2 separate regions of the Homo sapiens genome follow, and region 2 is linked to region 1. A link is an interaction called in ENCODE POLR2A ChIA-PET data of the cell type or tissue named here. Cell type or tissue: PC-3. All regions are shown on one strand.

Region 1 (4,000 bases):
CAAACATTATTTGGCATAAATTACATGCAGCATTCTTTCATCTTAAGGCATTATTTCAAACCACATTCCCCTATGCCACACCTTTGACATGTAAGTTCCAGAAAATCAGGTGCTGGGTAACCTAGAATGCCTTATTCACTGTGACCTTGCTGGCTTCCAGAACAGAGTCAGGCACACAGTAGGTTCTTAAGCAGAGCACCTGGTACAATGTGTGGACCCTGGGACCCAACAGCCCAAGTTAGACTCCTGGCTTCCACACTTACAGGCTGTGTGGCCAAGAGCAGTTCATTGACATCTCTGTGTCTCCTTCTCCCCAGTGCCCAGTTCACAGGGTTGGGGGCCACTAAGTGAGTTTATCTGTGTGTTTGCTTGGGTGGTGCCTAGCACACAGAACACATTGCATAAGAATTTTCTATTATTATTTTACTGCTACTGTTTAGCATGCAGATGGTAAGTCCTATTCAAGTTTTGTCTAAAATCAACAAGCTCCCTGCTTCTATGAATAGTCAACACACATAAACCAGGAGGGGAAATGATATCTCTTTTACAGAGGCTCCTACTGCCTTACTGAAACACAAAGCAAAATACTCCTTTAAGTACTCAAAATCATAAGTTGATAGCATAAAAGACATTTGCCACTACATTTCCTGTGAATGGAAACCCAATTGTATTTAAAACAAGAGTGCAATCAATAGAGTCCTCTGGGTATCCTTTCTAAAAGCTCTTCCAGCCCCATAGCTTAAAATGTAACTTCAGCCAGACTGAAAATCATTCTGTTAAGGAGGCAATTCAAGGTTCTGAAGGGAAATTACTTGCCTTAGATTTATTGTATCTAAATTACAAAGCAACCACCCAGTTGGTAACATTGGCAGCCCTGCTCTGACAGTCACCAGGCAGGCATCCAGAGTCTAAATTACCCTCTCACCCCCAGCAGTGAAATTTATACTGCATCTGGTCCCATTAGCGTGGGTTGGGATGGTTGAGAAAAATCTATGCAAAGCACTTTTACACATCATTAATGTGAAAGAAAAAAGAGAACTGTGTACTCTATGGAATAAGAAAGTTAATTTGTCATTTTCGGAGTTGCTGTATTATACCAATTGTAAACTTGGAATGATGACATTCCAAGCTATTTGGTAGCTAGAGTTTTCTCCCGCTTTCTTCAGACATGATCTTGCCCGTTTCTACGGCTTCAGAGACAACCTGAGGCTCCTATTACTGATCCAAACCTTCTCAGGTTTCATAGAAGGATTTCCAGCTGACTCTTAGACCTACCACATGCAATTGGAACTCAGTGTATCCAAAATGGAGATCAACATCTCCCTTTGGACCAAATCTGTCCATGCATCTAAAATTCTGAATTCATTTGCTAGGATGAAATATTCAATCTGACTATCCTATCTTTCAGTTTCATCTGCTGTCTCTTCACCCACAACTGCAGGTCATTTCAATGTCTCCCCCTTTCCAGAACACCCCAAGACTTTCTAGAGCTGCATGCTTTGCATGTTCTGTGCTCTCTCTGCCAGGCAGCCATCTCCCCATCCCCCAAGAGCCAGCTCCCAGGCCTCTGATTTGGGTGGAGGGGGAACCTTTTCTCACCTCCCAGGCCAGCTCAGTGCTCCCAAAGTCCGTGTGCTCACGGAAGGTATTCTTCCTTCAATTAAGATACTGTATTGGGTCAATCGCAGGCTAAATGTCTGTCTTTTGTGTGATGTAAGCTTTTCTTTGCATGACTTGCTGAGTCGAATCGTCATCCATGACACCTTCATACTCTATGGACACACTAGGCTATTGATCAAGCCTTAATGAATGAACACATAAGGATTTCACAAGTGTAGAGTCATGCCTGGGAAGTCAATCTTTGCGCTCAGGGTTGAAATTTATCTTTCAATTTTCCTGGTTATCACCAAGGAACAGCAGAATAATCATGTTTAAAAATTCTATTGTGTATAGGTGTCCAGAGCAGACAGGTGACCCCTAACTTTCTATGCACCTCTCTTGCTGCCCACTCCACTGAAAGCTGCCCAAGAGGTGAGAAGCTGAAGTGAGGTGGGGTGGGGCAGGGATCTGAAAGGAAGGCGTGACAGGAGGAGAGCCCTAAATACAGCAGAGTGGTTCCCAGGCTTTATGACTAGAGAAGCTACTCAGGGAGAAGGCTGAGATGAACCTTTCAGGTGCAGCCCCAGAGACTGGGATTTGGGAGGTCTGCAGTGGGCCTGGAGACTGTCATCAACAAGAATTCCAGGTAAATCTAACTCAAAGATCTAGAATGATCCTTTGACCAACAATTAGGTGCTATTGATTTTAGTCCACATCACCAAAGATGCCAACAGTGAGGTCCATGATGAAGGAGCTTTGAGTCTTGGTGACTATTCCTTAACTTCCTAAAGCCTTTATGTAAAGTCTGTAAAGTGTTTAGCACAGTGCCTAGGCAAGGGAAGCACTTTTTGTGTCTTCATCATTGTTACCATGCTGGTGAGGAGGATGAGGATGCCGTAGCCAAGAGCCCTTCCTTCATCCTGGAAGCTCTTCTTTCCATGCATGAAAAGGCACCCCTAATAGGTCATAACCTTAAGTAGATGCAGTGGACCTTCTGCCTGGCTGCATCTTAGACTCATCTTGGGGCTGTAAAACATTATAAATGCCTGGATTCTGACTTCATGTGCAGAGACCCAAATTAATTGTTCCTGGTAGATGGTAGGAACAGGTGGTTTTTAAAAGCTCTTGAGATCTATGAAATATAAATATAATAGTTGAAAACTACTCATGTCTAAAGCATGAGAGGAAATTGAGAGAATTATAGGTGAGATTCAATTAATGATTAGATAATTCATTTGATTTTCCCCATTATCTAATTCAGTCCCACATACTAAGCCAGAAAATTTAGGAGACTGAAACTGTTATACCAAACATTTAGGGGGAGATGTGAAGACATATCATATAGGCTCAACTCTGGCCAGCTACAGGGCCTCTGGTTAGCTGACAGCCTCCAGCTGTTAACTCCTTCAGCCTCCTAACTGGGTCATATATTCTTGGGGGTGGCCCTCAGCCTGAGGTGGTGATAGTTGCCAGGGAATGTGCTTCTTATAGATGCCCACAGCCAGTAGCTGGGAAAAATAGTTGGTTTAGCTCCCAGCCATATTTTGTTCAACTCTTCCAGCAGAAACACCTTGCATAAAGTTCCACACTGGCCTGGGAGAACCTTTTGACAGATCTGTGTCACATTCTGATGGCTCCCTCTGCCCAATTCTGCTTCTTCCTTACTTTTCCTTCCACAGGTATTACTCCTCCAAAATTTCTTGTGCTTCTAGCTCCATCCCTGTCTTCCTCCTGGAGAACCCAACCTATAATGGGGACATCTGGATGAGCAGACCCACTGAAACACAGAAGAAATCTAACGCACTTACAAATCAGAAAAAGCCAGTGGGGTAAGGGAGGGAAGATACTAGAACTCAAACTAGTGGGTGACAGGCCGTGGAGATACATCTTCTCTTTTTATTCACGTTGACAGTTCTGCAGAATAGATATTGTGAATTCTACTTGGTAGATACTAAACCTGGGAACTCCAGAGGTCTAGAAATGTACTGTGTCATGTAACTTATAATAGGTGAGTAAGAATATGATCACAGGCATGTCCAGAACTAAAGCTTATATTTTGCCCTCTACACTACATTGTTTCTAGATCCTCCATTTCATAACAGTTTTATCCTTGTCTGAACTCCCACTGCATTAACCATAATCTGAAGAGTTCCCTTTGAACAAATTTGCATCATCCTTAAAGACTTCCTATGGCCAGATATAAACACACCCTGGACTATAATTGTAAATGCTTTAAAGTTAAGGACTACCTTTTATGTTTCTTGTGTAGCCTGAGCTTAACCTAGTAAACAATGTGCCCTCTGTCCATGCTTATTAACCACATGAATAATACATACATAATACGGATGGTCTTGTTCAGAGAATTGGATGATGTCAATGGTGTGTAAACATGCAGAATACA
Region 2 (4,000 bases), 110 kb before region 1:
GTCCCTTTAGGTGAAGAGCCAATGGCATCATATTCTAAGGATCACAACCACCTGGAATCTGGTTAGAAACTCCTGCAGGCAGGAGAGGATTAGGGACAAAGTGGTGTTTAAGAAAGCTCTCCCAGCACCATTTATTAAATAGGGAATCCTTTCCCCATTGCTTGTTTTTCTCAGGTTTGTCAAAGATCAGATAGTTGTAGATATGCGGTGTTATTTCTGAGGGCTCTGTTCTGTTCCATTGATCTATATCTCTGTTTTGGTACCAGTACCATGCTGTTTTGGTTACTGTAGCCTTGTAGTATAGTTTGAAGTCAGGTAGTGTGATGCCTCCAGCTTTGTTCTCTTGGCTTAGGGTTGCCTTGGCGATGCGGGCTCTTTTTTGGTTCCATATGAACTTTAAAGTAGTTTTTTCCAATTCTGTGAAGAAAGTCATTGGTAGCTTTATGGGGATGGCATTGAATCTGTAAATTACCTTGGGCAGTATGGCCATTTTCATGATATTGATTCTTCCTACCCATGAGCATGGAATGTTCTTCCATTTGTTTGTATCCTCTTTTATTTCCTTGAGCAGTGGTTTGTAGTTCTCCTTGAAGAGGTCCTTCCCATATGTAGAAAGCTGAAACTGGATCCCTTCCTTACACCTTATACAAAAATCAATTCAAGATAGAGTAAAGACTTAAATGTTAGACCTAAAACCATAAAAACCCTAGAAGAAAACCTAGGCATCACCATTCAGGACATAGGCATGGGCAAGGACTTCATGTCCAAAACACTAAAAGCAATGGCAACAAAAGCCAAAATTGACAAATGGGATCTAATTAAACTAAAGAGCTTCTGCACAGCAAAAGAAACTACCATCAGAGTGAACAGGCAACCTACAAAATGGGAGAAAATTTTCGCAACCTACTCATCTGACAAAGGGCTAATATCCAGAATCTACAATGAACTCAAACACATTTACAAGAAAAAAACAAACAACCCCATCAAAAAGTGGGTGAAGGACATGAACAGACACTTCTCAAAAGAAGACATTTATGCAGCCAAAAAACACATGAAAAAATGCTCACCATCACTGGCCATCAGAGAAATGCAAATAAAAACCACAATGAGATACCATCTCACACCAGTTAGAATGGCAATCATTAAAAAGTCAGGAAACAACAGGTGCTGGAGAGGATGTGGAGAAATAGGAACACTTTTACACTGTTGGTGGGAGTGTAAACTAGTTCAACCATTGTGGAAGTCAGTGTGGCGATTCCTCAGGGATCTAGAACTAGAAATACCATTTGACCCAGCCATCCCATTACTGGGTATATACCCAAAGGACTATAAATCATGCTGCTATAAAGTCACATGCACACGTATGTTTATTGCGGCATTATTCACAATAGCAAAGACTTGGAACCAACCCAAATGTCCAACAATGATAGACTGGATTAAGAAAATGTGGCACATATACACCATGAAATACTATGCAGCCATAAAAAATGATGAGTTCATGTCCTTTGTAGGGACATGGATGAAATTGGAAATCATCATTCTCAGTAAACTATCGCAAGAACAAAAAACCAAACACCGCATATTCTCACTCATAGGTGGGAATTGAACAATGAGATCACATGGACACAGGAAGGGGAATATCACACTCTGGGGACTGTGGTGGGGTGGGGGGAGGGGGGAGGGATAGCATTGGGAGATATACCTAATGCTAGATGACGAGTTAGTGGGTGCAGCACACCAGCAAGGCACATGTATACATATGTAACTAACCTGCACAATGTGCACATGTACCCTAAAACTTAAAGTATAATAAAAAAAATTAAAAAAAAAAAAAGAAAGCTCTCTGTGGCTGGGCGTGGTGGCTCACATGTGTAATCCCAACACTTTGGGAGGCCAAGGCAGGCGGATCACAGGGTCAGAAGTTTGAGACCAGCCTGACCAACATGCTGAAACCCCGTCTTTACTAAAAATACAAAAAAACTTACCCAGGCATGGTGGTACGTGCCTGTAATCCCAGCTACTCAGGAGGCTGAGGCAGGAGGATCGCTTGAACCCAGGAGGCGGAGGTTGCAGTGAGCAGAGATCGAGGCACTGCACTCCAGCCTGGGCAAGAGAGGGAGACTCCTTCTCAAAAAAAAGAGAAAGCTCTCCTCAACATCTTGCCACACAGACTGAGGGGGGATATGGCACTTATCAATTTCACGTGTCCGGGACACAGCTCTAGAGATGGTACCTGGAGAACCATCATCACCTTTCTACAATGCTCACATTTAAATAAAAAATTAGTCTCCATTCAGCCCAGATTCATGAATTGATAGCTTTATTACCTGGGAGGAAAAATATTTGCTGACATAAATGAATACAAAAGACAGCAGCAGTTTCAAGGAGAAACAGTGAAAACACACAGCAGGCTAGAATTTTACAAATCATTAGATTTGTTTACTCTATAAATATGCAATTCATTCAGAGTAATTAATCTGAAAGGGAACATTAGTTAAAATTTATTTGTGTTGTTCAGGTGCCTGAGCAATTTAAAATCATTTTCCAAGGAGAATGATACCTGAGATGATCAAATAAGTATATTCTGTGGATTATGGGCACCTATAACGTTGTGACTCAAAAGCTCAAGCAGACTTCCTGCTTCTTACTCTGTTTTTCTATTTCCCTGTCTCCCCTGCCCTAACTCTCTCCAGACGCTATAGATGAAGAAGAAATTTCTCTGCATGTCTCTGTGCCAGCATCAGGTGCACCTAAGGTGCAAACTGGGGTGTAGCAGTAAGCTGAGGAGTGGAGCAGTAAGCTAAGGAGTCTGACTCCAAGTGTCTGTCATTACTACTGCCACTGTGCTAATCAGAACCTGGAGTGAGGTCATGCCAACTCCATCCTCAGCCCATTATCTCCCAATCTCAACCCAAGCTCAACTCTTGATGACTGGTGTAAACCTTGTTGCTCACACAATTTCTCTATACCAAAGTGGTCAGGGGTGTTGCTTATTCAAGATTGGCAGATATGTGAACCACGATCTCATTTTCCACCTCTCCGCTCCATGTACCCCATGCTCCCAGCACACAATTTTTCATTAGTCCTTAAACAAGCAATGCTCTTGGCAGCTCTTTGCTTTGTACATGCTGTGCAGCTGCCCAGAGCATCCTTACCACATCTCCTTACAACACTCTAACAACTCCTAAAGACCCAGATGGAGTTCCAACCCTTCTGTGAAATTTTTTCCCAAATCCCTCCGTTTCATCATCTTCTATCCCTCATAGCCTCTGTAAAAGTCTCTATGAGACCATGGACCACTTTTACCGTGGTTTGCTTGCACTTCTATCTCTGCCAGATCACCTACCAACTCTACATGGGCTTGGAAAAGAGACGTAAGTGTTCCATATATTACCCAAATATGGTCTCCCCAGGATCACCCACAGCATATAATTTTTAGAATTTTTTTCTTCCACCACATCATATCATAATATATTAAGTGTCTCCCTATTTGACATTATTGTGGCTCCATAATTTTGTCACAGCTCTAGTTTACTTTTTGCCATGTTGTTTTAATGATATTTTTTCATGCCTCCTTAAGATTACAAAGAAGCCTTCATACGTTTTCTCTATGAAAAGTAAAATATTGAGAAAAGAATTGGAGAACAGGAGATTTATAATTTCAAAGTTGAGCCCCCAAAGCAAGTATGAAAAGGTATTCAAAATTTGAAAGAGGAAAGAAGGACTAGATTTATTTTTGTGTGTTAGCTCACGGTATTGATTTTTTTAACCAACGGTGGTTTTGGGTAAGACAGAAGCCACAGCTGAACTGATGAACTAAAGTCCTATTCAACTTTAGATATTTCTCTTCAATAATCTCATCCTTTTTCTCCTTTCTTTTTACTTTCACAAAGCAGGGGGCTATACTGGTTCAATATGAGAGTTCTCCAGAGAAACAGAATTGGTAGGAGGTACATATGTAGATAGATAGAGTTATCATGAGGAATTGGCTCATACGAAT

The links. ChIA-PET counts read pairs that join two places held together with the same protein. Peaks named below come from ENCODE experiments on the same cell type or tissue, not always from the same donor. Only the 100,000 strongest peaks of a DNase experiment are listed, where the experiment ranks them.
Region 2: POLR2A ChIA-PET joins it to region 1 with 9 read pairs; 2 of 35 experiments call an interaction of 5 or more read pairs at or near these places.

What each region holds. Positions count from the first base shown.
Region 1 is chr5:8,382,958-8,386,957 of GRCh38, forward strand. The region is part of intron 3 of LINC02226 (long intergenic non-protein coding RNA 2226); the gene reads right to left. Among named protein-coding and RNA genes, the nearest start is that of LINC02226, 73 kb to the right of the region's middle. In PC-3, no CTCF peak of the experiment used is centred here; no DNase peak of the experiment used is centred here; H3K27ac peaks cover 1,057 bases.
Region 2 is chr5:8,272,966-8,276,965 of GRCh38, forward strand. No RefSeq gene overlaps it. Among named protein-coding and RNA genes, the nearest start is that of LINC02226, 180 kb to the right of the region's middle. In PC-3, no CTCF peak of the experiment used is centred here; no DNase peak of the experiment used is centred here.